Linked DNA regions of Homo sapiens: region 2 is linked to region 1. The links are chromatin loops, found by intact Hi-C in ENCODE. Cell type or tissue: heart right ventricle. All regions are shown on one strand. Each heading gives the region's core, and the rest is flanking DNA. Links, peaks and the distances in the headings are about the cores only.

What was found. Hi-C counts contacts between places; a loop is a spot of excess contacts. Peaks named below come from ENCODE experiments on the same cell type or tissue, not always from the same donor. Only the 100,000 strongest peaks of a DNase experiment are listed, where the experiment ranks them.
Region 2: a loop joins it to region 1, with 4 times the contacts of the local background. A loop is called at or near these places in 8 of 110 quality-filtered maps.

The regions. Positions count from the first base shown.
Region 1 is chr5:63,386,929-63,403,131 of GRCh38, forward strand. No RefSeq gene overlaps it. Among named protein-coding and RNA genes, the nearest start is that of HTR1A, 570 kb to the right of the region's middle. In heart right ventricle, for the core only: no CTCF peak of the experiment used is centred there; no DNase peak of the experiment used is centred there.
Region 2 is chr5:63,818,609-63,834,811 of GRCh38, forward strand. No RefSeq gene overlaps it. Among named protein-coding and RNA genes, the nearest start is that of HTR1A, 140 kb to the right of the region's middle. In heart right ventricle, for the core only: no CTCF peak of the experiment used is centred there; no DNase peak of the experiment used is centred there.

The sequences.
Region 1 (16,203 bases), core at 3,665-11,664:
TCTCCTTGGGGCAGTTGAATTTTAATAATGACTAAGATCTAGAGTGAAATGGAAGAAAGGTATTCCAGCCAAGAACCTTGAAGTAGCCCCACTACACCTAGGTTTAAATAACCACTTAAAATATGAAAGGAAGATATACCTTTTGATAGCATAATATTAATTATTCAACTCGGAGAGGAATGAAGACAGAGATTTTATCAATGTCTGTAATAAATACTTATCTTTTTCAGGTGTTTATTTTTGTGTGTAACAAACTGCAAATGTAGATGTTTAAAACAACTTATTATTTCTGACGATTCTGTGGTTGACACCTGGGTGATCTGTTCTGGGGACCCTCATGCAGTCATAGTCAGATGGAGGCTGAGCCTGGAGTCATCTAAAGGCTTATCTTGGCTGCATATTAAAAATGGGTTACTAATATAGCTGGTGATTAATGGTGACTGTCCACTGGAAGCCCAGGTAAGTTTGCTGACTAAAGAACCTACGTATGTCTGAAGAACTCTCCACGTGTATTGGGTTTCCTTAGAACGGTTTGGTTGCAAAAGGAGGATCCCAAAAATAAGTATTCCAGGAGACACAGAGAAGCTATGAAGCTTCTTTTAACTTAGCCCCAGAAGTCACAGAATTTCACTTCTGCCATATTCTATTGGTCAAATAGCCCACATGCAAGACAGGTTATTAGACTTTATCTTTTGATGTGGGAGTAGCAAGATCACATTAAGAACATTTGAGATGAGATATATTTTAGGCTATCTTAGGAAAATATAGTCTTCCCCATCCTCTGTGATGAGAGTGCTCATTGTTTTGTAATATAGATTCTCTCATTCCTTTAAAGAATAATTCTGAGAGTTATAACTGGGTCCATAGCTATTTCACTAAAAACAGTTTCTAGCTCTCTTTTTTTTTAAAGTTATAACAAGTTAAAAGTTTATTTTATTTTTTAATTAATTAATTAATTTATTTATTATAGCCCTGAGACTAAGTTCCAGCCAAGGAATGTGAATGGAAATGATATGCACATTTTCCAGACCATTTCTTAAAGCAAAGTTTGTTGACTGTCATTGACTTCTCTCACCCTGTTTCTACTAGCTTAGAAATGATGAAGATCAGAGCAATCATAGGAGCCCCACTTGTTTTTTTTTTTTTTTTTTTTTGAGACAGAGTCTCGCTTTGTCACCCAGGCTGGAGTGCAGTGGCATGATCTTGGCTTACTGCAACCTCCACCTCCTGGGTTCAAGTAATACTCTGCCTCAACCTCCTGAATAGCTGGGATTACAGGCGTCCGCCACCACACCCAGCTAATTTTTGTATTTGTAGTAGAGATCGGGTTTCACCATCTTGGCCAGGCTGGTCTTGAACTCCTAACCTCATGATCCACCCGCCTTGGCCTCCCAAAGTGCTAGGATTACAGGCATGAGTCACCATGCACAGCCAGGAGCCCCATTTTAATGACAATGGAGTCTCTCTACTACCCCTGAGCTTTGTATCTTGGAATTGTTTCATAAGAGAAGAATAATGTATGCATTCCATTCTATACTCTGCCTATTCCTAGCCTAATTTGCCCACTACCAGGCACAATACCTATCTATCTTGATCAAGAAATTGTATCGATAGATCTTTTCATCATAGCAGCTTATGCCACTTTTAGATTTGGTACCTTCATATACTATTTTCCAAGCCTCTAGAGTAATTATACACTATTATATGACAAATTTTCTGGATTAGGCTGAAATCCACTAAGGTAGGAGATGGTGATACAGTAAATAATAGTGTTACTAACCTATAAAGTAAATAACATATATGTTTACTTTTAAAAGTTAACTTGCTCTACCAGCAATAATTTACTCTTCACCAATCACTAATAACTTTAAAGCTTATTGCTCATAACAATTTTCCCAGAGGGTGTAGGCAAATATTGTTGGTGTAGGCACAGAAAGAATGGGGAGAAAAAAATAGAATTTTTCAAGTTGAAGGCAAATTCAATTTTATGAACCCAAAATTATGATCTTGTTTAAACTCTAAGCAATTATTACTGATGTTTCTGTTTATAAAATTATAAAAAATTCTGTTTAAATATATTTCCTACAATTGAAATTTTCTTTAATAATGCTGTAGAATATATGCTTGACTTGCTAAAATTTCACCTGTATTTAGATTTCCTCTACACATCTTTTAATCTTCTTTGCCAAGCATATTAGGAGGAGATAAGCTTTGTTGATGCCATCGTTAATTGAGAAAAAAATAATCTGTTAACTTTGTAACTGCAAATGGAAGCTGTGTAGTTCTTCAGAAAAGAGATTAGTGATACATGCATTTCCTTACTTCAGAGATAACAGTTTAAATTTTAACTATGTCATGTAAGCTATAAATATTTCACTTTAAAATTAGAATTTAAAAAATAAGGAATTTCAAGAGAGCTGACTTAGGCCTTGGACATCTGAGTAGACGTAACAAATCAACAAAGGAATAAAATTGTATGAATTTCATTCTATATTCTGCCTATACCTACCTGAATTTGCCCACCTCCTAACACAATTTCTGTCTGTCTGTCATCTATCTATCTCTCACTCAGTCTCTATCTACACACACACAATATGTATGTATGTATGTGTATATATATGTGTGTGTGTGTGTGTATACACATATATTTTAAAAGTTTATTTCTCATAACAATTTTCCCAGAGGGTGTAGGCAAATATGGTTTGTATGGGCAGAGAAAGAATGGGGAGAAAAATCATATATACACACATACATATATATATAATGTTTTTGGCCAAAACATGTAACATAGCTGAGTTTAGATTAAAGAAGTAGGGCTGAATGACCCAGCCACAATATGAGGGCACTGAAAAGTTACATAGCAAAAGACACTGATCCAGAGAAAGTTGAAATTTTGAGGCTGTTTGTGATAAATTCATCCTCCATCATCTCTCATCCTCCTGCTTCCAACATTATCAGGGTTTGAGATATTTCCATTCTTTTCTGTTCCTGAGGTTTCATTTCTTGCTTCACTAAAGTTGATTCTCTAATACCTTTGTCAAGAAGGGTACATAAAAATTGTATTCCCTCTGGGAATAAATGTTGTGGAGTACATATTTTTTTCTTGAAGAATTAATAGATATTGTACCATTATTTCCTAGCATTCAGAATTGCTATAACAAAAGACCTACCTAGCATTTTTAATCACCGTACTACTCATAAACACTTCAAGCTCTGAGAGCCTCAGGCCAGGACCCAAGCTATTTCTCCAAATAGAGTTGGGAGAAATCCTGGAATAGACTGGTCACAGTTCTTCCTATTATAAAAAGCAGAGTCTGTAGATTGCTTGATAGCTGAATAAAGGACAAATTGGGGGATAATCCTCTGCCTTTTTCCTAACAGCCATGTATCTCAAATAAAATTCATGTAAGTCATCAGGTTTATTTGGTTTTAAACAACTCTTGCTGTCAAAGATTTATCATCAAATTCTGACAAATTTTTTTTCCCTAAACTGAATTTCACTGTATTTAGAATGGCAAGATTTATTAGTACTTCAAAGGGGAATAAAGTTGTTCCCAACACATTAGAAAACAGAAGCCAAAATACTCTTCACCTCTAGTATTTGTTTCTGTTCTCCCCAAATCTCTATTTAAATGAAGGGTGTCATAAAAATTGCTCTTAGACGTGTATCTTTTTCCATCTTGACTGCCACAGTAAATGTATTCTGTTTTGAAATTTAGAAGATTATAGCATCCTAGAAAGTAAGAAGTAATAGTTATTCCTTGTTTTGATCCCAATGGTTGCTGATGTATTAGCCATCTCATTTCATGGTTATTCTTTCCTTTCACAGTCTATTAACTTGCTGTTCCAGGATCAACAATCTGTAACTCAGTGGAGAGGCCACAACACGTGCAGGGATTTAAGTGTTATCTTCTAAGGTCATTTGTAGTTCCAAGTGTATTTGGTAGAATTTCCTCTTTTGACTCAATTTCATTTTATCTGATCATCTTGGAGGAGAAGAATTGACTGCAACTCGTGTTGTATTTTTAATTATTGTTTGATTCTTTGTCCACTTTCTTTTTTTCCTATTAACTAGTTTAAAAAATAAAAGAAGTGTGTTTGTTTTTTCTTTGTCCCTTCCCTAGCTATCGTTATTGAAAACCATTTGCTGTTCCCTGGTTTCTGCAAGAGAGTTGAGCCAGAATTAGAAAGGTTTGCATTGGCACTGCTGCACACAAAGTCTATCATCTCCTAGTTGCTATTATCCCCTAGAGAAACTAGAAAGCAGAGTGGAAGTTTAGAATCAGCTGATTCTTGCATTCAGTCAGGATTTTAGTAGTTTAATATATTTTATCAGCCTTAGCAATGGAAAAACTTCACTATAATTATGGGATATATCTACTGTAAGCAATCACCAATCTAGATTCAGAGTTTGCTGAGGTTTTCCCAAATATGCGTCTAAAACTTAAAAATTTAATTTGTTCTTATTATATGTAAAGTTAGCTTATTCTACTGAAAAATAAAACATTTAAAATATCAGGGAAAAATAATTACTTTTTAATAAAAATCAATTATAATTGGGAAAAAACACTCACTTGACATGAATTTGTCTTACTTTGATGAGTTTTTAAAGCGAATCTCTTTTCCTTGTATGAAAGTTTCTTGAAGTATTGCTACTATTATTAAAATGAATGCATGTCAGTTCTTACACTAAAAGAGAATTATATTAATATTATATAATCCCTGGGTACATTTTTCAAGAGTTCATCTTATAATCACAAACTAAAATGGAAATGCTTTCAATTCAATATGCCAAAAATGTAGATAATGTGTACTAAGGCAAAAACACTTATAAAGATGATACAATTCTAGTAATTTAGGGCAAACAGACAAGTGATTTGGTAGGTGCCATGTCCTGTGCATGGATCCTACTGTTTGGAATTCCAATCATAGACCCCAAAATAATCACCTATGCCCTGTACTGTGAAGTATCAGTCACAGTCTGATAACTAACTTCTTTGCACTATTATTTAAAGAAGAAAATGTAAATACCACACTCCTATCAGCTCGCAATGGAGCAGAAATCTCAGTTCAACACGACGCAGTGAAATAAGAATGTTCTCTGTAATTGCAGCAACCAAAATGATTACCTTTTTACAAAGCTAAAAGAATAATAGCAATAATGTAATAAGGTACTGTGTTGCATTGTTGCCAGTTATTCCTAGCATTGCTGAAAATGCCAGGCGAGAACTGAGAATCCTGCTTTTACTTTTTAGAGGCCAAAAGCCTCCTGCTTTATCCATTTTAATCCTTTATCAGCTTCTTGCCAAATGAATTATCTTGAAATATCAAATGGCAGTTTCAAGCATGGAAAAGATGGAGGATCCAGGAAAAGATCACTGTGGCTTTGGATGTACCTATCTATCTCAGGAGTGCATTTAGCTTAGGAAAGAACCAGTTTTATTCATGAGAGCAATCTGAAACATGGTATTCATTTTGTGATTATAATATTCTTTGGAAGTTGCTCAAAAAACAGTATAGTAACAAATGCTAGAAGTACCTGGAATTGGTGCCATAAGTTGATGATTAATGTGTTACATTGGCACTGTCACTAATCCTGCACTACAGAAAGTCAGCATGTCTTCAGCATAACTACTGCATTGTCTTTGAGGAAGAAATAATTCAATTTGGCTGTGCTTCCTTAATGAGTTCCCAGATTGTCCAAGTAAGGGGCTAAAGTTATGGGTGTAATTCTGTTTGTACACATACTTGTTTAGTAATATAGAATCCAAGAAGATTAATGAATAATTAAGAATTCTGGGATGACAATTCTGACATTTCTACCTTCGTTCAGGCCTTCCTATTTGTCAGAAAAGAGGGACAATTCCCTTGTAACTTCTCAAGTCACTGACTTCAATGAAAAAAAAAAAAACAACACAAAACCACAAAAGTATAAACTGCTCATAAATGAGAAAACTCTCATCTCCCAGATGAAAGAGCTGCCCAATAATAGTTCTTTTAGAAAGGCTTTATTTTCTTTTTAAATATTTTATTATCTGTTTAAAACTTTCAGCTTCAGAGGGTTTCAGACAAACCTGTAATTTCTGTGGTCATTGTTTTCCACATACAGTCCTTCAGACCTGAGTTTCTCCAGCTCAAGCCTGAATTTATGCACAAGTCAAAAAAGGCTCTCATTTATATGCTGAGCCTCGAGGGGTTCTTTAAAAACATCCTAACCAAAAACCAGTCAATAGTTGCAAAGTCACTTGGTAATTTGGCCATTTCTGAACAAACGGAAACTTATATAAGATAGATAATTCATTCTAAAATGTTATATTTGGGAGAATCATTATGAGCCACTTTAAAGAGTCAGTGTCTCACATAAAACAGAAAGCTTTTGAACATATTCTTCCTGTGCCATTTTCTGTAAGCTAAGTGTTAAACAACTGTATCCCAAAGATCACTGGATTTGAACACATATTGGCATGTTTGGTTTCTTTTGTTTTTCCTTTCATTCAACACCACTGTTGAGCAATCACTGAATGAGTTGTAGGGATATAACAGTGAATAAAACTGATAATAGGGGAAATAATGGGAGAAAATAAGCAATAATCGGGTAACCGAATATCACTGATAATTTAAATACAGACAGATATAAAGCATAAAGTAAAGCAAGTTAGTGGAATGTATACCTTATGTTGGGGTGAGGTGTGCTTCTCTAAAAAAGTATCATTCAAGCAAAGATTTGAATGTTGAGAAGGAGCCATCCATGCAAAGGCCTGAGAGACTTGTGTTCCAGGCAGAGGGAACAGCAAATGCAAAATCCAAAACAGCAGAAATCATGATAACAAAATACACATGTTGCTTTAAGGTTAAGTTAAATATAAACTATTTCTATGATAGCAACATCCGTAGAACATGAGCCCACTAACATTGCATAAGATTCTGAAAGTCATCCTGGTCTCTGCCTTACCAGTATTTAAGTAACAACACTAAGAAACCAAGAGGTGGATAATTTGCTTTGTAAATTCACATGATATAGTTTTAATGTGTTGATGGAAAAGTCAGATTGTCCTTCTCATTACTCAGGATTTTGCTCTATTCTTGATATCTTTCAAAATCTATCATTGTCTACTTTTAAAAACAAAAACTCAAGAGGATTCAATGTCATTAATATCAAGTTATTAAACAGGCACAACAGTCTCTTTCAGTTAAAGCATTTGTTAGTTTGCAAGAACTCTTTTTGACACTGACTAACCATCACCGTGTAAATAATAGATCTACCACTCCAGAAAGCAGTTTTCCTCTATTGACATTTGCCTCTCAGCAGCTTTTGATGCCAGACCAAAAGAAATGGAATTGTGTGGATATAATTACTTGTTGTAGCAGCAGTTAATGCATTCACTATTGTTCCCCAAGGACTTAAAGGCTCAAATATCTATTCTCTGAATTTATTAGAACTAAGATTCACACATTTCTGTAGTCATAGTGATTTGGGAACACAACAGGAATAAAACAGAAGTTAGAATATTACTTCACAGCTTCAAAATTAAACTCTCTGCTGAGGGGGGGTATCCTTTCAAATTTGCATACTAACGTTTGGCCAAGATAAAACTTCCAATGGCATAATTAAGTGTTCCTGAACTCGGTTTCTGAATGCATTTGGAAAAGGTGGCTATGAACATTAAGAACTGTATTGTTTAAAAGCAATCTAAAAACCGCTTTGAAAACAATGTGAAGGTGGTAGGTGGACTGAGAATTTTCAGACTCCTGCATATATGATATGATACTTTGAAGAAATATTGGTGATTATATTGAGTATATAAAAGTAAAATTCCCGTTCCCAAAGAAATATCACAGAGTAATTTCAGAAATATTTCTTCATATTTACAAACATGGAGAAATAGAATTTGTTCTTCATTTTTTCCTGTATCAGATGGAAATTCTAAAAAAAGAATATTTCCCTTCACTCTATTTTCTTTCTCATAAACTCCAACTCTAATGGTAAATTGCATGGAACCAGTTCCAAATACACACTCTCTCTCTTAAAAATGTAATAATCTCAAGCTAGAGGAAAGAAAGATAGCCAATGAAAAGAGATGCAGATAAAAGACAACTGAGAAGAAGCTTAAAAGGTTTTCCTTTTAAGCTTTTCTCTGTTCTTCCATCAGCAAAGAGGAAAAAGGAGGATAAAAAGAAGGTAAAATGTTTCACTCTTAAGAGGGTTACATTAGCATGTGGTTTCAATGTGCATCCAACTATAAATTCTTTCTAGCAAAACATTACTTAATATTGATACCTAGGGTATAAGAGTGGGAATGAATCACTGAAAATTCGGATGGACTTACATAGATACTAGCAGTTGTATTTATACATGGTTAAGGGAAGAATAATGCTCAGATAGTTTAGAGGTAAAGCTGATCTTCAGGACTGAGCACAGAGACAGTCTACTTATTAGCCTAATTGGGTATGTATCAGATAAGGTTTACCATATAAAGAGAGGATGTCTGCTTCATCTTGGGGGTTAGAGGGGAGGTTGAATGTTGTTAGAGAAGTAGTTTGGAGTTCAATGCCACCCATATAGTGTTCTGGCACAGACTTTGAAGGAATTTTTTTGTTAAGTTCAAAGGAAAGAGCGGGTACTAGATGAAATATGTCATTGAAGACCCTCTTCTTGTCTAACATTAAAAGTTGTTCCATAAACTAAGAATGTAAGTCAGTACTCTTTGGGTTTTTAACAAATTTTGACCTGGTCAGAGAGGACCTTTCTCCACTGGCCTCACTGTAATAACACTCCCAATCATGTGGTAGGACTTCTATGCTGAAGTTGGAGTTTATACATACTTGTGAGCCTCAATCTTTTAATAATCACTAATGTTCACTTTTGTCCTTGAACACAGCACAGTGCTGACCAAGTAACATGCCTTCAATGGTAAATTATTACCTCCAAGTCTTTATGTAATCTTTAGTACCAGGATAGATAATATTTTTCTGGTGAGAAACTGACATTGTAATGGTGTCATCTAGTGGGATACAGCAAATATAGTACCTGGCTCCGGTGTCAGATTTGGATTAGAAGGGTTGTCTCCAATTAGACTTGGAAGATTGAACCAACCTCCTGAGCTCTACAGTTGTATCTGTATCACAATTTCTGTAACTATTTCTTCTGCTCCCAATTTTCTCTCCTGAATTGCTAATAGAGATAAATAAATTGATGTGATTTTGTTTGCTTTGTCTTTTCTTCATTCAGGAAGGTAGAATATAGGTGAGCCAAAGGAATCTATTAGGGCATTGTCTAATTAACAAAAAGAGCAAAAGAAGAACGGAACATGGCAGCCCAACTGTGAGTTCTGGTTACATCACTTACTCGCTTCACATTCTTGGTGTACTTGCTAATGTTCAGTAAGACAGCCAAAAATGAGGATGCTAAGACCTATTCTCCCTACTACTCCACTGATATCAGGCATCCTCGTATTTGTAGTAGCTGTTACCTTTGCTTGGAGTAACTTCCTTCAAATGTCCACTTTGCTAACTTGCTCAATCTCCTTAAGTTTTTGTGCCTATAGCCTGTTTTCCACAAAGCCTTCCATGGACACCATATTTAAAATTTCAAGCTAGTTTCCTTCATCACTGTTTTTTTCAGCATACTTAATATATTTTAATAAACAATAAAAACGTTTTATATATTATGTTTGTTGTTTATTATTCCTTCCTCTGGAATTTAAACTTCACAAGGATAGTAATTTTTATTTATTTTATTCCCTGATATCCCTGACTCATAGTAAGTACTTCTATTGATTATTAAACCAACAAATAACTAAATTATATTTAGCAACTAAAATGTTTACTTAACATATAAAATTGTTGCTTTACTTAAAAAATCTCTACTATAGAAAGATTCACAAAGTTACAAAGATGAAAGATAAGAAAGGAGAAAAATTACTATATACCACACAGATTTTATTTCTCCCATTTTTCTCTTTTTAATGTACTTACTTGGGTAACCTTTGTTGAGGACATACTCAATCTCCACACAAGGGAAAGAAGTAGAGGATGGACTTTGTAGTTTGCAGTTTAATGGGGAAAATAATTTTTTGGGGGCCTGATTGTGTTAGACATCTTAATAAATTAATGATAGCAGAGGGGTCTTTCTACTAAAAACACCCAGCTTGGCTGCTGCTGATTTAGAGTTTTATTCTTTTAGCTGGAATGATCATTGGTCTCATTTTATCACATCACTGAAGTCTGTTTTTTCAGCTCACAGCCTGAGGACATGCAATCCATAATCAAAAGTCAGAGGAACTCAAAAATGGCAGCCTCTCTTGTGAAACACAATTCATTCCATGGGATATTTTACATTTGTGGTCTCTAAGCCACTTAGAAAGTAAATAACCCAACTATACAAGTGACAAGTAGTGACCCCCATGCTACTTTAGATGGAGATTTGCCAGGAGAAAATTATGTAAAATGTAGGTAGGTATCAATATTTCCCAGATTTATAATTTAGACTGTGGCTTTATTAGCTTTAGTTACCAGTGACTTATGGTTCAGGATGGGAGTTTAAACTTATATGTTTGTTGCCAAAAAAAAAAATGATGATAACAATTCATATGCTTAAGTTTAAACAACATTTTAGGACTAGATTTTGCCACTGAAGGAAAAATAGGCTTTAAAAAAAGGGATACGGACAGTGGGGAAGGAGATTTTCCTTTTAAAAAGAGAAATTTCTGAAGATAAATAACAAAAAAAAAATGAAAGTAAAATGGGTAGACTGGGTCTCTCTCTGATAGAAGCCTCCTCAAACTCACAATTGAAAAGACAGGGTTTGAATGTAAACAACTGTTTAGACCTATGAATACTCAATAACCTAAGAAAAATGATAGAAATCTAGATTTAGGAACAAAAAATTAAACTAGTAGGGGAAGATTTGTTCTAACTATATATTCATTTTTATTACTAAATAGAGCACATACTCGAAGACTGAAGGGCCTGTACTTGGATTCTGTCACTTTCTCAGGGCCTCCCCAAGACTGGAGAGAGGCATTAACAGTAACATAGGCAAAGCTCAATTGTCTGCTGAGATAGATAAACAAAATGATATGTCAAGCAACAAGTGTATGACAATATGGAGTGCTGGGAACTGTGAATACCTGGATTACATGTTCAGAGACAACAGTCTTCACACTGTTGTGAACAGAATATTGACATTTTGATTTAGCTTGTAAACTGCCATTTTTTTTTTTTACCTCTCTTTAATGGGTAAAAGAGATCAACAAAATTTCCCCTATCAGAATAAAGGAAGAATCTACTTCAAAGAAAGAAGCCAGTCTCCTCCTCCATAGAATGCAGATGTTGTCAATTCTTATAGTTTTATGGTGTCTCAGCATCTATTCTGAACCTAGGTTTAACTTCGCATACCAGAAGAAGGGCTTAGTAACTCTTGACACAGTTTTCATTTCTCTAGCTCTTTCTGATTCTAAGTGTGGTCCATCCAGATATCTGCCTTAAGTAACCACCTCCTAGTGTCCAACTCCCCATGGGATATGCAGAGATAACCTCCTTGACTCACCTCACTGACTCCACTCTCCACTCAGTATGCAGGTATGCTACAGGGAGCATTCCCTGTCCCAGTCACCACATGTGACTCACACCCGCTTGCTCTGCATCCACCAATTAGAACTCCATGTGGGAAACTTGCTGGGGTAATGTCCTGGATCCCAGTAAAGCCTCAGGCTATAGGTCTATCTCTCTCTGTCTCTCTTGCTCCCCACCTGCTGTTTGAACACATTGCCCTGTGACCTCTCATTGGCTCCCAGAGGCATCTCTCTACTCTCATGGATCTGAGAATAATATACTTTCTGTTATGTCATGTGTTTTTGTTTTATGGCCTCCTCTTACTTGACTGACACATGCAGATTTAACTTCTTTCCCAGTCAGGGCTCTCCTAGAGAGTGGTCTGGGCGATAGAGCAAGACTTCATCTCAATAAATAAATAAATAAATAAATAAATAAAAAATAAAGAAGTACAACAAAACACATCTGGCCAACTAAAAATCATATTATTGTTTTTTAAATTCAATACTTTTGAGACCTATTTTGAACTACATATACCAGTATATGTAAGTACATATTTATTAAAGAACATAATTATGTTTATTTCAACATTTAATATATTTACTTTCATGCTACATTATTATGCATGTTATTATGTCATAATGACATAATTTATATAGTCATTTCAGATAAGTATATCTTGACCTTGTCTATTTATAGCTCTTCTTCTAGACTATGGAATTTTTTCCATACTACAAGAACTATTTCTTGTTTACGATTGTATTTCAAAGCCAAGCACAATTCTGGATTAACGTATATAGAATAATTTAAAATATTTTTTAAGTGAGGTTATTCTAAGACAGATGTTATCTATTTACAGTTTTACTTTGGGTTGTCTTGCTTTTATGTCCTGGAATGGAGGTGTCTTTCTCTCTCTTCCCCTTTCTACCTTCCCCCTCCCCCATTATCTTCTTCTCTCTACCACTGGATCATAACTGGATGAACATTTCTAGTTTCTTGCTTCAACTCTGTAGACCCACATTTGCCATCCAACAGATAATTCCAATAGCTAGACTTGGAAGAAAGTATATGGTCTGTAGTCTAATTTCTAATTTAGCCTTATAAGTGGTAATGCTGATATTTGGTTTCCATATGTCTGTTACAAATGTCTACTTTTCCATTGGCCTATGTCAAATCATGGGGTAGAAAAAAGACTGTGACTAATTATCAAACTCCAACCCCAATATCTATGGTGATGATGCTGGGTTGGAAGGTGTGCTATTGAGGATGACAATTTCAAATAAAGTTTTCCAGTTCATTAGCTTCCATTACCAAGACCTCTTGCTGACTCCTCTGCAAATTGTTCTTCCTTCCATCCTCTCCTTTCCTTCTTCACTAATCAACTAGGTGGGCGTAATTACTGATCTTAGGAATGGGGTAAAGAGTATAAGCTGTCTGAGCAATGTGTAGCACAGAACTTATGTAATGAGCAACAGGATAAATTTCTTGGATCAAGAAATGCAATTCCTGTAAAACATTTGATGTCTTTTGAAGTTGATTGCAATACTATAATAAGAAACTAGGCCCATTAAAAAAAAAAAAAAACCGTATCATGTACAGATGCCCCTTGACTTACAAAGGGGCTACATCCTGACAAACTCAATAAGCCCATTGAAGGTTTCAAATACTGTCAGTTGAAAATGCACTTAATACACCTAACCCTCCAAACATCCTAGCATAGCCCAGCCCACATTCAACATGCTCAGGACACTTACCTTATCTACAGTAAGACAAATCATCTGGCAACACAGTACACTGTGGAGTACTGGTGTTTACCCTTGTGATTATGTGGCTGCCTGGGAGCTGTGGCTCACTGCCACTGCCCAGGATCCGGAAAGAATATTGTACCACATATGGTTAGCCCAAGAAAATATCAAAGTTCAAAATGTGAAGTACAATTTCTCCTGAATGTGTATTGCTTTTGTACCATCGTTAGGTTAAAAAAAACTTAAGTCAAACCATTGTAAGTCGGGGACCGTGTGTATTCTCTAAAGTAAATACAGAGGCAACACCTCTTTATGAGTAAATTACAATAAAATAAATGTATGTCTGTATGTTTTCTCAAGCTCTGAAAGGTCTACCTCTCAATTGTCTCATCTATAAACTGGTAATCCATTTAAACCATGCTCTTCCATTTTGTTAACTAGTCAAATAAGTAACTCATCCAAAAAGAGGGTGGTACATTCATGCCTTCTGGATTACTAACTTTCCTCTGACATAAGGCATCACTTCAAATATTGGCAGGTAAGAACCAGAGAGCAGTATTTACTTTCTTGGAATTTGGTATTACAACCCCTCTGGCTTCCCCAAATAATTGCCCATATTTTGCCATCTTGACCATTCTTCCTGTAGTGTTTGAGGGCAAAGGGCAGGAGCTCCATTTACTCGTTATAGATGTGCCTAAGATTTGGTTGTTATGCCGACAAACAAATACTTCATTGTTTTCTATAGAATTTTAGGGGTCCCATTTTTAAACTGCACCACTGTATATGTCTTCTCTCCTTGAGATAAAAGTTGCAAACTAATGGTCCCTGGGCTGAATTTGACCCATGGAAAAATTAGTTTTAAAAATTAAACTCTTCATTTTGGGCTAATTATAGATTCATATTCAGTTGTAGGAAATACAACAGAGAGATCCAATGGACTCTTTATCTAGTTTCCTCCAATAATCACATCTTGCAAAGCAATTGTAGAGAATGACCACCACGATACTGACATAACTACAATCCACCAGTCTTATCTACACACATCTTTTATTGCATAATTTTACCCTATATAGTATTTTCAATCTGAATAGCAGCTAATAGTTACAAATCAAAAACTTTAAATAATGGTATAGATTTCTGATTTTGCTTTAAAAAATCCTATTTCTCAAAACTGGGACTGCATTCTATACATAAAATCAGGCTAGAAGTGAATAGCAGTTCGATTACACAACACACATTCTCCCTTTTATACTAGTACTCAGCTACTCGATTTATCTTCTTAACAGCTAACACAATTCATGTAGTTATGCTCTTATGGTTGTCTCTTCTATCACCTGTGTGGGAAGTCCCTAATTCCTATTTTAGCTTGTCCATACTCCAGTGTCCCAAACCTTGTCAGTTTATCCACCAGAGGGCACTCCAGCCCCGCCTGTGTTTAACTGTAGCCTGGAAGAACGAAGATAACATTAGGCCTCTGAAAGGTGAATAATTGGGGTCCTGAGTGAAGCAGGCCAAATATTTCTCAAAGAGAACAATGTCACCAGGTAAAAGCAAATGAAATTATACAATGCCAAATGAATAGTTTTTTTTTTAATTTTCAGTCTTGGCATTTCCCTGAGGTCCAAACATACATTCAACAACCTACGTGACATTTCCACTTGGAAATTTAACACACTGAAAATAGAACATTTATTACTTTTCTTCTACACCTGCTTCTCTTACTTTCCCCATTTCAGTAAAAAGTTATGCCATGTACCCAATCTTTCAAATCAAAGACGCGGAAATCTTCAACTCTTCCTTGATTCATCTCTTTACCTCAAATCACCCTTCTCTTCCCTACATGTAGACTTTATCTACAAATCTGATTGCTGATGCCTCCAAGGTATTTTTTAAATCTATTTATCATCAAGGCTAAGCCAACATTGTTGCTCATCTGGACTACTGCATCTGCATTTGCTTCCATTTTTACCACTAGAATCCATTCCATATGTTAGTTAGATCGCTTTCCTGAAAGCATAAATCACAACCTACAAGGCTCTGCAATTTAGTATCTGCCTACCTCTCCAGTACCATTTTATTTTATTCTGAAAATTGTTAACTCCATTTCACTCTCTCTCTATATATAATATATAATTTATATAATTATGTATATAATTATATACATATATATTTGTTTGTTTTACAAAAGCACCCTTTTTGATGTGCTGTTCTTTTTTCCTGGACATGCTTTCCTAAGTTATTAACAAAGCTCACCCCACACCCTTTTAGTTCTTAGGTGAACTATCACCTTATTTAAATATCACCTCATCACAGAGGCTTTCACTCATCATCCTGGCTAATATGGCACCCACCTCAATACCACTTCTGACTTTATGCACTCTTCTATTACTTTGTTGTATATATCATTATATTATTATATTTCTGTGTTTGCATATATAATTACTATCTATATCTTATAGCTACTATATAAGTTCCATAAGATCAGAGACTGCATATGTTTTTTCACTTCTGTATTACCCAAACTCAGAATATTTTCAAGGACATAGGCCATGTCTATTAAAATTTTTTAGAATGTATAGATGAAAAGATTAATTATAAATAATATTTGAATTTGGCAAAAATTATGAAAGCCTGATAAAAATTGTAATATTTAATTAATTTGTAAAATTAAAACATCATTATTATGAATACATATTAAGATATGTATTTAAGATAATTATCTTGAATAATAATGCACTGGAATTTCTATTTCCAGCCATGATAGAATAACAGAGCACAGATTTGGCTTCTCATGTTAAACAACTGAACCGTCAGAAAAATATATGAAAATAATGATGTTTCAAGTATCAGAGAACAATCAGTGCAGACAGTAACACCTAGGAGAGAAGAACTAATGAAATGAGCT
Region 2 (16,203 bases), core at 3,227-11,226, 430 kb after region 1:
GTAGGCTGGGTGCAGTGGCTCATGCCTGTAATCCCAGCACTTTGGGAGGCCGAGGTGGGAGGATCACCAGAAGTCAGGAGTTCAAGACCAGCCTGGCCAACATGGCAAAATCCCGTCCCTACCAAAAGTACAAAAATTAGCCAGGTGTGGTGGTGTGCGCCTGTAGTCCCAGCTACTCAGGATGCTGAGGCAGGGAAATAGCTTGAATCCGGGAGGCGGAGGTTGCAGTGAGCCGAGATCATACCACTGCACTCCAGCCTGGTGACAAAGCAAGACTCTATCTCAAAAAAAGCAAACAAACAAAAAAACACACACACACACACACAAAAAAAGAGAAAGGGAGACAGAGATAGAAAGAGAGAAAAAACTAAAACACTGTTAGCAAATACATGTAACAATGAAAAACGAAAAGTATCTAAGACTTGTTAAACTGTATTTTAACCTTGTTTGACTCACAGATTCATTTCGAAGTAATTATGATATAAAAAGCCCACCCTGTTAAGAATTTCTAAAATCATTATATCAGTGGGCACAGTGGCTACTGCCTGTAATCCCAGCACTTTGGGGAGGCGAGGCAGGAGGATTGCTTAAGCCCAGGAGTTTGAGACCAGCCTGGGCAACATGGTGAAACCCCATCTCTACAAAAATGCAAAAATTAGCCAGGCATGGTGGCATGTGCCAGTAGTCTCAGCTACTTGGGATCTGAGGTGGGAGAATCGCTGGAGCCCAGGAGGTCGAGGCTACAGTAAGCCATGATCGTGGCCACTTCATTCCATTCACTCCAGCCTGGGTGAGAGAGCAAGAACTTGTCTCAAAAAAAAAAAGAAAAAAAAAAAAAAACAAAGAAAGGAAAAAAATCATTTTATCAATTTGTGCTGTAATAAAGACCTAAAAACTTAAATCATTAAAGACATCATTTAGTTAATATATTTTAATAATCTTCATAATATGTTACTTATTTTTAAATCTTTTACTCTTTAAAGGAAACATAAAGATAATTTATTTGAAGTATTTATGATTTAAGTAAATCTTGAAAGGTCATATTTTTTCTTATTTGTATATATAGGACAAATGTACATTAAAATGTAGATTGAAAACCAGCTACAATTTTAGAATCAAATGAAGACAAAATATTTTTTATTATATGATATTTTGAGTTCTTGTTTTCTGTATCACTTTTTATAATTTTCATGCTTACTGAAATATGGCATAAAAATGTTTCAGATACTATTTATAAGGCCCTTTTATGATATAACCCATTAAAGATATAAAAAGTGTTATTTCCCAGGAAATGAAAGAGTGAAGTGGAAATAATTTTTCTTTTTAACTCTTGTTATTGTCCTAGTAAAGATATCTTCAGGTGGTACATAAAAAATTTAAATCAGATAGATGTAATTTATGGATCTGATGAATTATTATTTTATGCTCTCTATTAAAATGCTTTTTGTCGTTAGTGTTTCTTTGGTTGCTGTTTTCAATGTCTTATAAAGAATATAAATTTTAAAATAAATGGATAGAAATTAGAAATTACTAAAGCAGTACAAGAACTTTAACCCATTTATGCCTGAAGTTGCAATTTTTTGAATTTTTACAATCAGACCTTGGCGATGACCTTGAGCAGTAGGATATAAATAACTCTCACATACTTAGCATTCCCATAATAGAAAGCTAGGCATAGGATAAAATCCAGCCCATTTAGTTTCACCAAACGTGGAAGCCATTACTTCATTTAATAATTGTTTGCAAGCAGATGTCATTTTCAGCTTCTTGAATCAATAAAATCTTATATGGAAGCAGAGAAGGAATTCTAGTCTCATTTCAAATTCTATGTAATTTTCCTTCTGTAAGTTCTACAGGCAGTTGTGGAAAAGCCAAAAGTCAAATGCTGGCCTGCCCTAGATGTTGGGAAGCACAACTACCATCTACCACTTCATCTTCAATTACACAATTATTCCTTGTTTCTTAGAATCCTGATATTCCTAAAATAAAATTCTTCACTTGTTTTAAGCAAAACGTTCTCTTTTCTCAAGCTGCACAGAGTTCCATGTAGCCTATCTACCCACTCTTTAAACAGCTGCTGCTGTTTTATCTCCATACTCCCTTCATCAGCAATTACAGCAGTCTCACTCCTCAGGGTGTAGAGGAAACCCATGCCAGGTGCAGTTTTCCCAGAGACAGCAATCACACATAAACACCCGTCCACACTTGCTCAAGGACTACAATCTAGCCAATTGGAACGACTTAAACTAATGATCACATCAATTACCAGAAAATTTACAGCTGCATTATCTATTTATGCAGCCTCACAGCAGAAGTGAGTCCTCTGTATTTACCAAGAGGACTGTGGCTTCTTCCTAAATAGTGTGTTAGCATCACATAATGGTCTAGAAGTCTTCATGAGGCTTCTTTATTATTCCCTGTTTAACTTTGATGTCAGAACACATGTAAAACTGGTTCACCAAAAAATCAAAAGGAAAATAATGGGAGCAAATGAAATAAAAAGCGCCCAAGATCATGAGCACAGGAAGCCAGCACAAAATTTTGCTTATGTACAGTCCTATTGCAGGGCACTAAAGGTCCTCCTGCTGTGTTAAATGCTGTACCTCTCCTCCCACTTCTTGAAGTGTGGTTAAATCTCTACACATCTAACACAGAAATTTGTACAAATTTTTTAAAAGTTATAAAATCTGCTGCTCTTATCCCTTTAATGGTTCCAGAAAGAATGGAATAGATTTCTGTTACCTCTGATACTAATTATGTCACAGGAACCAAGGAAAGGTTAAATATTTTCAATAGGATGTGCTACTGATTGACAAAAAGCCCTACCCAGATAATTTGAAAACGGGCCTTTCTACAATGAATCTGAAATAGTCTACTGTTAAATACATGCCCATTAGCACTGAGTTGCTTAATGTCTATTTTCTTCACAAAATGATAAGATAGGGAAAACACTGGAGAAAAATTGTGTTTTTTTTCATTCTATCTCTTATGTATAGATAATGTCTATATCTTATAAACCACTTGATAAATATTTATCAAGTCATGAATTATTTCATGACAAATTGTTATACTAAATATTGCTATCAATAGAACTTTCTGTAATAATGAAAATGTTCATGCAGCCTTCGTCCAATAGAGTAACTTCTAGCCATAAGTGATAACTACTGAGCACTTGAAATGTGCTTAGTGTCATTGAGAAACTGAATGTTTAATTTTATCCAATTTCAATTAATTAAATTTAAATCTAATTAGCCACATGCTACAATATTGGATAAAACAATTCTGAGTACTGGGGATATAACTATTATTGGGACACAGTTTTTGCCTTCAAGGAACTCGCCATCCAAAAGATGAGCTGAAAAATCACGCAATTCAAAAAGAAGTATTTTAGCTGGTATGCAGGATAAAATATAGAATTTAACCTACAGTGAGTGTTCAGTATGTCATCTAAAACACACACTTAATAGCATGCCCAAGGGCTGAAGACAGTGCTTTCTATTTGACTTATATGTAATTATGTAAAAAGCAGACTTGTTCTGAGGATTAAATGGCAATATACAAAGCAGCTAGAATATAATAATAGATAATAAATAGGTAGATAGATACATAAACTGATAGACCAATAGCTATAGATAGATATCAGATGATATCCTTATTATTAAAAATAAATATTGGTCTATGACTGAAGCCCAACTTGCTCATCGTTAAAATTAAAATTAAACCATAATTTATTTTTTAACAGCCTTATGCATATTTTTTGTTTCTGTTTTTGCTAATATAATAGTATAGATTTCTTTAAAGCTACCATTTCACAAAACAATGTTATTTTGGATAGAGGAACACTCTGGATTTTTAGGAAAAAAAACAATGGTTTAAATAAAAATGCTATTGTTCATGGTCTCAGTTGACTCAGACCAAAAAAAAGAATAATTTTGCTCATACATGGTGTTTACTAGCATAACTGGCCTTTTTTGATAAGGAAAAAAATAAAAGAGGAAAGAAGTCAGTGCACATTATCAGGAACCCCCAGCATTAAGCAATCTTCAAACGTTAAGGCCTGGAATCCTAGAAACAAATAGCATGAGCATGTTCCTTTGGTTACATTCCTTATGACTTTAGTTTATAAGAGAAAAGGTTAAATAGCTCCATCTAGAGATACTTGTGATAGATCTTAGAGATACCCAGAGCAAGAAATCATTACAGGTCCTGAGTCATGGACAAAACTTTCTGTCCAATGCTCCAAAGGGGTCCATAAATAATTTACTGCACTGATTCTAGATGGTATCTACAGCAAATCTGCCATAAATCACTACAAATGAATCATTAGACATGTATAAAAATGTTATAGTACTAAAAGCTGAGGCTAAATGAATATAACCCCACTAAAAACAACAAACCCCAATGACAAGTGAGACTAATAAATGGACAAAGCTTTAGCATGGCTCATAAATAAGCTTAGTAACATGTACAGATAGAATCAATAGAAACAAGCCCAATTTGTAAGTAAAACAAAGAAAATTCTAAGACTGAAGTGTCAACTTCACGCTGAACACTGTACTGTATGGGAGGAACAAAATAGTGTGCAAAACCAAACATAATGGCCAGACTTTGTGGCTTATGCCTGTAATCCCAGCACTTTGGATGGCCAAGGTGGGAGGATCAAGAATAGCCTGGGAAACATAGTAAGACCCCATCTCTACAAAAAATTTAAAAAAGTTAGCTGGATATGGTGGCACATAGCTTTGGTCTCAGCTATTCCGGAGGCTGAGATGGGAGGATGACTTAAGCCCAAGAGGTCAAGGCTACAGTGACCCATGATCATGCCACTGCGCTCCAGCCTAAGCAAAAGAGCAAGACCCCATCTCAAACAAAACAAAACACACACACACACACACACACAGTCTCTGACTCTAGAACACTTACCATCTAATGGAGGTTAGAAACATCAATCGAATAATTGTAATTTTTAAAAAAACTCACAATGTGATAAAATGTGTTAATGATAATTAAATGATACTAAGAAAATTAAATGGAAAGATCTGAGAAAACTTTTCTGAAGAAATAACATTTGAGCTAGGCGATAAAGTTTGAGTTGGAACCAACAAGATGAATAAGGGAAGCATGCATATTCCATGCAAAGGAAGAGTGTGCAGACTGTGCAGAAAGGGCGTTACAAAGATAAGCAAATGAAAGTGGACACTGGTGGATGGGGTGGAGAGAGTGAAAGAGTGGGAGGAGGGGTTCTTACTTTCTGGGTGATCTTTTTACTAGAATGTATCATACACTCCATAGTGTGTTGTTTCCCATTCTGCTCTGACATTTAGAGATAGATATAAGATGATAGATAGATAGATAGATAGATAGATAGATAGATAGATAGATAGATAGATAGATAGATAGGGCTAGCTTCTGTTTCTTTCCTGGAATGAAAAGGAATATCTGGATCTTTCTTGAAAGAGGCTCTATGGAAATGTCAAAGGAGGAAACTATAAAATTTGTTACAATGGCTGAAAACTGAAAAGACTCAACTCTGGAAAATTATACATTTTCTTACCAACACAGCAGAGAAAGGTTGACCCCTTAAAAATTTCAGAATAAAATTGATTTATCTACCTCAGACTAATTTTCAGACCCTATCCTAATGCAAAAATGAGAAAGCAAATAATAAGCATACATAAGAGAAAAAGGCAAATGGCAATCAACATATACAAAGCTTTTAATTTTACATATAGTAAGGAAAAAAGCATATTAAATCAGATGCCATTTTTCACTCATTATATTGGCCCTACCTATCTATCTATCGAACTATCTATCTAGATATATATCTATATCTATATCTATATCTGTATATACCCAGGTAGCCCTCATCTAAACTGAGTCCATTCTTGAAAAATGTGGGGAATAACAAACATTCAGAAGGCAGGAGCCATATTTTATTATTCTAAACAGGAAAAAATAACAGTGGATTCTGAGTCCTCAGGAAACTCCAATAAACATTCCCAGTATCACTAAATCACTCTTAAACACTATGTAATTAATTTCACATAGTGAAATTAATTTCACAAGATATCTACATAATATAAAATGTATGATATGTAGATATCTACATAATATAAAATGTACATAATATAAAAATGTTTGATTATTTACCTGCAATTACTTAATTATCTGTCACTTAACTCATTAGCAGGGAAGTTTGTATCCAGTATTGAAAGATACTGGGCATGAAGTACTCTTTCTTTCTCATTGCAACAAATATGTACCATAATATAATTTAATAATGATATAATTAAATAATGAATAATATGCCAAACATACATAAGAAATGCAAATGGTACTTAGCAAAATGCAGTTTTAAATGGCTTTGTAAAAAAATGTTACTAACCTGTTAGAGAGATTGTTTTTTGAAGAAATAACTGTGTTAAAGCTACAGCACATTTTATGTTCTCTTGCTCTGAATTTTGCTAAAACAAGCCTAGCACCTACACTTCAGACCAGCAGTTCCCAACCTTTTTGGCACCAGGGACAGGTTTCCTGGGAGACAATTTTTCCACAGATGGGAGGGAGCAGGGAGATATTGTTTGGGGAAGATTCAAGTGCATTACACTTATTGTGCACTTTATTTCCATTGTTATTATATTGTAATATAGAATGAAATGATTACACAACTCATCATAATGTGGAATCAGTTGGAGCCCTGAGCTTGTTTTCCTGCAACAAGATGGTCCCATCTGGGGGTGATGGGAAACAGTGATAGATAATCAGACGTTAGATTTTCATAAGGAGAACACAACCTAGATCCTTTGCATGTGCAGGATGTCTCGCTTTGCTCACTGGCCTGCCACTCACCTCATGTTGTGAGGTTCCATTCCTATGCTCCTAATAGGCCAAGGACTGGTGTTGCTCTATGGCCTGGGGAATGGGGACCTGCTTTAGACCAAGTAATTGATTCAGATAGTTGAATTTGGGGTAAAAAAAATTAAAATACATTATGGGGAGTGTATTAGTCCATTTTCTAAATATATAGAACTATAAAGAACTGCTATAAAGAACTACCTTAAACTGAGTAATTTATAAAGAAAAGAGATTTAATTGACTCACAGTTCCAAATGGCTGAAGAGACCTCAGGAAAGTTACAATCATGGTGGAAGTTGAAGGGGAAGCAAGACACGTCTTACATGGTGGCAGGGAGAGGGGAAGTGCCACACTTTTAAGCCATCAGATCTCATAAGAACTCACTCACTATCATGAGAACAGCATGGGGGAAATCCACCCCCATGATCTAATCACCTCCCACCAGGTTCCTCCCCTGACATGTGGGGATTACAATCCAACATGAGATTTGGGTGGAGACATAGAGCCAAACTCTATCAGGGAGATAATGTTAGAAAGTGATGCTTGTGTCTTTAAATGATAGGGTCTTGTTTCTATGAAGGTGTTGTAAAGAGCCCTATATTACACATTGTTGGTGAGGTCTTTATTGTTAAAATCATTTGGGGGAATCAAAAAGTGTCCATATTGATTAAAGTTAAATTATGAACACTCTTTGAATAAATGGTTATTTTTATGACATCATCACACTAAAAAATTAATCATAAATAGGAATATATAAGACTTTAGAGTAGTATTATAATAGCATAAATTTGAAAACATTGTAAATATCCATCAGTTTCTCCTGAATCCAAGTCCTACTTTGATTTCCACCACAACCACTGCAGTTAGCCTCTGTGTTCTCTCTTCTTGAACTACTATTGTGTCTCCGTACTCCCTCTCCCGCCCTTTACACCCCCATCACCCTTACCTACCTATTTTCCATACTACAGCAAACATGATCATGTCTAAATACTAACTGAGCATGTCATATTCCCACTTCACATGATCGAAAAGATTCCCATCGGTAAAGATCAAAATTCTTGATAAGGGCCCTGCCTTTGAAATCTCATCTTAGGCCACACTTCCCCTCACTTAGTCCCGCTTTCTGCTCCTGCCACATGGTAGTTTTCAATTACTTGAGCACTCCTGCTTCTTTGCATCCATTTGTGCATCTATTTTTTCCACTACAAAGAATGTTATTCATTTCCCATTCAGAGACATTCTCATCCTCATGAAAGCCTTTCCTGGCCTCCTACTGGTTCCAGTCTCCCTGTTATGATCACTCATAATGTCACTTACTGTTGTGGTAGGTGATACCAATATTTCTGGGTCTTTCTGAACATATGGAAGATTTTTACAAATCTCTGGGCCCTTGATGTTGGTCATGCTCGTGTCAGTTTCTGTGGCCAATAAAATGTGTTCAAAATGACAGACAAAAGCATTTAAGAACCAGAATACAATGTCCCATGCTGTCTTCTGCTGTGGTGAACTCTGAATCACTAGGGGATGGCAGTTTAATTTGTCAGAATTCACCTATAAAAATGTTTATACTATATTATAAAATAATTTTCAAAGAATAGTCCCATTTTTATTTTTAAAATTTCTCTGTATTCAAGTAAGCATTTAAACTTAGGAAAATATATGGAAGAAAAAACTCCACATTATTTTATATTCTTTACTATGTGTAGGGAGGGAAGTCGTATGAAAGAAGAAAAGAGGGAGTGATACTGTTTTTTTGTGTAACTTTATGTGATTTAAGTGGTCAAAATGAGTATGTATATTATTTTTCCATTAAAATATTATTAGAAAATGTTGAGGTCTTTGTTTTCCAGTCTGATGTATGAAAGCCAGATTTAATAATAAATCAAGGATCAAGGCTAAAAATCCCAGGAAAGTACAGATGGAGCCATAACAATCCAGGTAAGACAAATAGAACCATCTACTAATTCAAACATGAGGGGCAGTCTTTGACCAAAAACTGATAGGCCAGACCCCTGAAATAAGTCAACATATTGGGGGAAATCAAAAACTATTCCTCTACAATTTTTTATTTTTCGAGGAACCGCCATACTGTTTTCAATGATGTCTGTACTAATTTAGATTCTCACCAACACTATACAAGGTTTCCCTTTGCTCCATATCCTTGCCAAAACTTATCTTTTGTCTTTTTGATAATAGCCATCCCAACAGGTGTGAGGCAATGTATCATTGTGGTTTTAATTTTATTTTCCTGGTGATTAATTAAGTTGAGCATTTCTTCATATAACTTTTGGCCATTTGTATGTCTTCTTTTGAGAAATGTCTTCTTAATTTACAGTTTTATATAAGCCTTGACTACAAAATGTCTAAATTTGAACTTGTCATTCATTCAACAAATAGTTGCTGTGTGTACTTTGTCTCATCTGCTGCAAATACAAATATAAATAAACATATTCCTTTCCCCCAAAGAATTCAGTCCAGCTTTTAAGGTAGGTTATTCTAGTAGGTGATATAAAAAGGAATGACATGAAACAACATGATGTGAAAAGTGCAATACTAAAATATGTGTTAAATTTTTGACAAAGTAGAATGACTAATGCTACTTTAAATAATCAAGAAATATTTCAAAGAAAAGAAAATCTTTGAGGTGAGCTTTGATGTATGGGTGGAAGTTATCAGACTACAAGGGATGGAAAGATACTCTAGGCTGAAGGAACATCTGAGAAGCAAAGAAACAGAGTGCAATTTGAGTGGTCGTGGTTCAGGCTAGAGAGCGGGCTGTTGTGTGATATACTATGGAGGTTATATTTTAATATAGAAAATGTTAAACATACTTGGAGGAGGGTAAGACTAGAGGCAAGCAGAACACAAGAGAATGTAATAATCCAGAATAAAGAAGATGAGAACTTGCTATTCATTTGAATAGCTGTGAAAAGGGAGAAGACAGAGGGAGAATAAAGAGACATTAAGCAAAAGAATGAAAATGACATGGGTGACTGCATACAAAGGAAGTTAAAGCACATTGAAGAATCTAAGGTGATTTCTAGGTTTCTGATTTGAACAGATAGTGTTGCTCTAACAAGAATAAGATATGTAGAAAGGTTTCCAAGAGACTCCAAAAAAAAAAAACCCGTTAAATACATGAGTTGAGAGACCACGAATGATGATACAGATTTGGGAGTTGTGGCAACAGAGAACATTGATGAGATTGTTCAAGGTGACACCTCTAAAATGATAAGAAGATAAAATTGAATCCTGGTGATATGGTTTGGTTGTGTCCTCATCTAAATCTCATCTTGAATTGTAGCTTCTATAATCCCTACATGTCATGGGAGGAACCCAGTGGGAGGTAACTGAATCACAGGGGCATTTACCTCCATGCTGTTCTCCTGATAGTGATTGCATTCTCACAAGATCTGATGGTTTTATAAGGGCCTTTTCCCCTCCTTCACTCTGCACTTCTCCTTGCTGCCACCATGTAAACATGTTTGCTTCCCCTTCTACCATTACTATAAGTTTCCTAAGGCCTCCCAGCCCTGTGGAACTGTGAGTCAATTAAACCTCTTTCCTTTATAAATTACTCAGTCTTGGATATGTCTTTATTAGCAGTGTGAGAATGGACTAATACACCCGGTGAACAACATTTAAAGGGTAGGATGATGGGACAAGCAAAGGGATCTGGGAAGGAATGTTCTAGTCTTGTAGCTTGTTTGATTACTTTTTTTTTTTTTTTTACATCATGTGAACCTCCCACCCATCAACTCTTTAACATTCTTCCTAATCATTCTCCTCTTTCTAGCATTTATACCTCTCTTCCCTCTCAACTTAAATTCCATGAACTATATTTTCAATCTGTTTTTCCTTTCTGTCAATAACAAGGAAAATTAGGTGTAGAATCAATGGAAACTTTGTATTGTCTTCCCAAATTTTCTAAATTATTCTTAAAAAAAGTCTAGTTATAAAAACTAAAATAAAAATATTTTAAAATGAGAATAATTATATTTGCTTCCAAATGTATTATAGTACCAAAGGCCATTTGGCAAAAGTCCAGCATCCTTAATATAATCCTTAAGGCTCACCATGATGTGGTCTCCTTTACCTCTCTGGCCTTATCTATGCCATCCTTTCTCTCTCGGCTTTAACTACTGGCTGTTTGAAGAAGAAAACATATTCTTTAGAAGTAAAAGAAAAGGATTAAAAAGTGAAAATTCATGTACATATAGTATTGTCAGTTAAAAATACATCTACTATCAAGCCTTAAAAATGAAGGATATGATTGGATATACAAAGTACTTGAAAGATGTGTTGTCCCAGTCAGCAAGATAAGGAGATAATATAAAGCTGGTTGACAAACCTGAGAGAAAAAGCAGAAAGATCTAATTGCACTTACGGTCTGGTGACTAGAAGCATCCAGAAGCCAAGGGCAGATTTTGAATTTAGTCAAGTACAGTATGTATGAGGAAAGATTAAACAATTTAAAAATGATTTAAACTGAAAAGGCACTACTTCATGCTCTCCATGGTTACAGAGCTCATAATCATAATAAAAATAATATGAATGAAAGAATAAATAAAATATTAAACAGAGGCAAAGCAACATATTGCCTATCTAACTTTATCTAGGAGGAAGACTAGGGAAGGACTTTGCAATTAGTTTGCATAATAGAGAAAGTATGGCAAGTAGAATTGTAAGTAAAAAGGATTGTACAGAAGCTGTGGGCACAAGAAAGTAAGTTCTAAATACTGCAGAGCTATGTCTACCACTGATTCCATAATTTGGTATAAATGCAATTAATTTTTTAAAAATCTGTACTATTTCACCTGTTCTTTCTGGTTGTCATTGCCGCAAGGGATGGAACTCCAACACTGGACAAAAATTGAGAATATTTTCTAATATGGTGACTTCTGTGAATTATTTGCATTACTGTCAATTATGGTAGCTGTCTGCCTTTTCTTCTTTGGTCATTGCTGCTAATAAGGAAAGTCAAGCACATCCACAGGAGTTAGGTGGGTACAGGGGAGTCTATACTAGACTTGTCTTATTTTATAGAATGTGTCATGTTCTCTTCTGCCTTGGGGAATTATTTCATGCTATCTTTTTCCTGGAATGATCTGATCCCTTTCATCTAAGTTCCACTCCTGCTTTACATCTCAACCTACACATTGTTTCCTCAGAGAAACCTTCTTTAAGCCCTCAGTCTTTCTTGTTTTATGATCTCATAAGACTCTGCTCCATTTCACTGTTCTCCAAAGGTTGAGTGATTTGTTAAATGCCTCCACTATTTCATGTGAGGGCACAGGGCATGTATGACTTATTCAGCTGGGAATCCTCAGTGTCTGACATAGAGTAGGTATTTAATAATAAGTGTTCAATAAAGAGTAGATGACTAAATCACTCATTATCAAACCTGTCATTAACCTCTGTGTTTCATGATTCTTTCTTTGGAATAACTCCCAGATTCTCTTTGTCCTTTCCATTCCTGAAGCTATCACACCATTCTAACCTGGATTATTATAAGCCTGTTCATTGGCTTGCTGAGACACAGTCTCTCCAAAAACTAACCTCCCACACATGCCTCCCATAATAAATACTGTTAATTAATATCTATAAATTAAGTACTTTGCAATTTTCAAAAGTCTTTCATTTTTACTTTGTCTTTGCACAACTCCATGAACCAGGTAGGAAGATGCCATTCTCCCCATATTAAATGAACTAATGGAGTTAACCAAAGTTACACAGTTAATTAAATAATAACCAGTCTGAGACTAAAACCCAAATATTCTGACTCCTAAAATTTCTTTTTGCTGCTACTATTAATACATTACTTCTCCTTTCAAAAATCAAGAAAAGCTCCTAGCTGTCTATTGTATACAATACCAAGCCTTTATCATGCTACCAGATACCTTACATACTGAGGTACCTTAGTCTTCCCTTACCCATGAGAGGTACATTCCAAGACCTGGAATGTCTGAAACCAAGATCTGTGGATGCCTAAAACCAAGGAGAGTACCAAACTGAATATATATAGACTATGTTTTCTCAATCTGATAACCAAGATGGCTGCTAAGTGATTAATGGGCAGGGAACATAGACAACTTGGATACACTGGACAAAGGGATGACTCACCTGGGCAAGACAAGATAGGACACAGCAGGGTGGTGCAAGATTTCATCATGCTGCTTAGATGTCACACAGTTTAAAACTTACAAATTGTTTATTTCTGAAACTGTTAATACATTTGGACCATCCTTCAAAGGAAATAGTATAGATCTATTGTAGACTCCCCTGTACCCACCTAACTCCTGTGGGTGTGCTTGACTTTCCTTAGGAGCAGCAAGGACCAAAGAAGAAAAGGCAGACAGCTACCATAATTGACAGTAACCCAAATAATGTCAGTAACCGAAACTGTGGAAAAAAGCCATGGATAAGGGGAAACTACTATATACAGAGAAACCTCCTCAACATACAGTACAGTTATTTACATGACAATGGGCACCCATTTCCATGGTACCTAGTGAAATACTTAACACATCATAGTTATGTTAAATAAATGTAGAGTTGCATGTAAGTGAATGTTTTCCCTCCTTCAGTTGGATCACTTAATTTCTTTTCATTCCTTACCATTTGCTCATGGCGTGCTGCCTGCCTAGAACCTTCTCTCATTTCACTGTCTTTATCCCATCCAATGTCTAAAAGATACTGTAAACTCTACTTCTTCCATGAAACATTCCTAATGTCTTCAATTCCAATCATTTATTTCCCTAAATTTTCATTGTATTTAGATTCATAAAACCCAACAATTTTTTATTCTTCTATTTCTTCCTCCAAGTCATTTTGTATTCCCAGTCTGATGAAAGGTTTCTGGAGGGTAGATTACAGGTACTTTACTACACTAGATCAGAAACATGGTGCGGGTTGAATAAATACTAGCTGACTACCAATGTGGAGACAGAATAACTAATAGTGTATTCCTTAAAGAAAGGGTTAAGAAAGACAAATATAAGTTCAAATTTCAGTTTCATCACTTATGCAAACTGACTTATATTAAGCAAGTTATTCAAGCACTCTATTCTTCATTTTTAAATCTGAAAATGTGCATAAGGATAATAATGTCTTCATAAGATTATTGTAATATCAAAGAGATATGCTTTCAAAGCCCTTAACACAATGTGTGAAACATACTGCAGTAAATAGGAACTGTTATTATCACCACCTAATTAGCTTTGAGGAGGAAGAAAAAATTATATATAATGTTTTCCAGAACAGTAATTTTATTGTACATTGGTGTTAATTCAGAAGACAAGAATAAAATATCACCAAGCATGTGTATTGTAATAGAGTGCTATACTACATTCATGAATCTATACTGTTTTGATGAGTTAGAAACAGATCTTAAAACATCTAAAAAACAAGTTTGTTTAGCAGGCACTTTTCCTTGGTATTTGAAATTTCTCCTGCCTGTTTTCCACTTTGCTGCCTAAAAGGAAACTAAAGATTAATTGTGTATCCCAGATGAAAACTCAGTTATAACACGTAAAGATAATTTTCCAACTATCTGACCCTTAACCAAGATACTTAACCTTTCTGGATTTCAATTTCCTTGTTTATAAATGGCCCATTGTGAGGATTAACTAAGATAACATTTGAAAGAAAGTCATCATCATGTCTGGTCCATAAAAAGCGTTAGATAGATGGTAGTTACCTCCACTATTATCATCAAGTCTTGTAGGTTAAGGCACTTTTATGTACTATAGGAAGAGAAAAAGATGGATAAGCTGTGATTCCTGCCACTTAGAACTCTCTTCTACCTCCAATAGCTATGCCAGCACATGCATATATTAGGCCTTCAGATATGGTCTGGGTAATTGATACTGTGCTGACACACATGATTAAAAGGTTTTATTCTTCTTTGTCCTCATTTTTTATAATAAATATACCACAACCTGTCAATTTCTCTATGAATTTGATGGAGTTTGAGTATTTTAAGTACCTGAAAATTGTCATTGGAGATTGAAAAAGAGAATGAGGGTACAGGATGAAGGCAAATGTCAAATTTCCTCCTCGTACATCTAAAATAAGGAGAACTATGAATTGATAAGGGAATTCACAGGGGGACATAGTTGAAGTTAGGAATTGAGAGGAAAAAAAACTTTTTCTGGGTTTAATTTATAATGTCTACCTGCTACTTTCTCTATGACCCCAGCCTTCCATGAATACTCAGCAAAGTCTATATGCAGTAGTAAAGATAATTTCTCCATTATCGAGTGATCAAATAACAACTCTTACAATATTAATTTCTCCATAGACTTATTTTAGAAAACTCAGATGTCATAAACACCATCCTAATTTATAATAACATGCAGAAGTTGCAATCTTGCACTGACCACTATATGTTAGCCTCCCAAGGTTGATATGGTCCTCAATATACATACTCTTCCCTTGAGTTCATTTTTTCCACCCAGATAAACAAAAAGGGCAGTCTTCTTCTAACTTCCTCATACATTCTTTGTATTTAATAACAGGCTGGCTATCTCATCTGCTATTGAGAAAATCATAGGAGATCTTTGCCAATTTGCAGGAATTTCCATTAGCTTGTACAAACACCCACATACAGGTATATATATACAGTGTGCATATACATATAGAGTCCATCTTTTTTATTTGCTGATTCCACATTTGTGGAATTCACCTACTCGCTCAAATTTGTTTGCAAATCCAAAATCATTATCTATGGCACTTTCAGTCATTTGTAGACATATGCATTCACAGAATGGTAAAAAATTTGAGTTCCCTGGGGCAAACATTCCCAGTGAAGTAGAGGAAAGTGATGCTTGCCTTCTAGTTTCAGCTCTCATACTGGAAAAAAATAATGTCCTTTTTATGGTATATTTAATAACACATTCTTCACATTTTTATGTTTTTGTTGTTGTTGTTGTTGTTTATTGGTGATTTCACTGTTTAACGGCCCCAAACATAGTGCTAAAGTACTGTTTAGTGTTCCCAAGCACAACAAGGATGTGATATACTGCTATGGTTCGGATATAGCTTGTCTCCCCCAAAGCTCATTTTGAAATTTGATCCCCAGTGTAGTGGTATTAGAATGTGGGGCCTATTGGAAAATGTTCTGGCTATGGAGGCAGAACCCTCAGGAACAGCTTGGTGCTGTTCTTGTGGTAGTGAGTTCTCACCCTCACATGAGTCAATTAGCACTTGAAGGAATAAATTAGTTCCTGAGACAGTGGGTTGTTATAAAGCCAGGATGCTACTTAAGTTTGCTTCTCTTCACATGTGTCCACTTCCTCTTTGACCTTCTACACTGTGTATGATGCAGCACAAAAGTCCTTGCCAGGA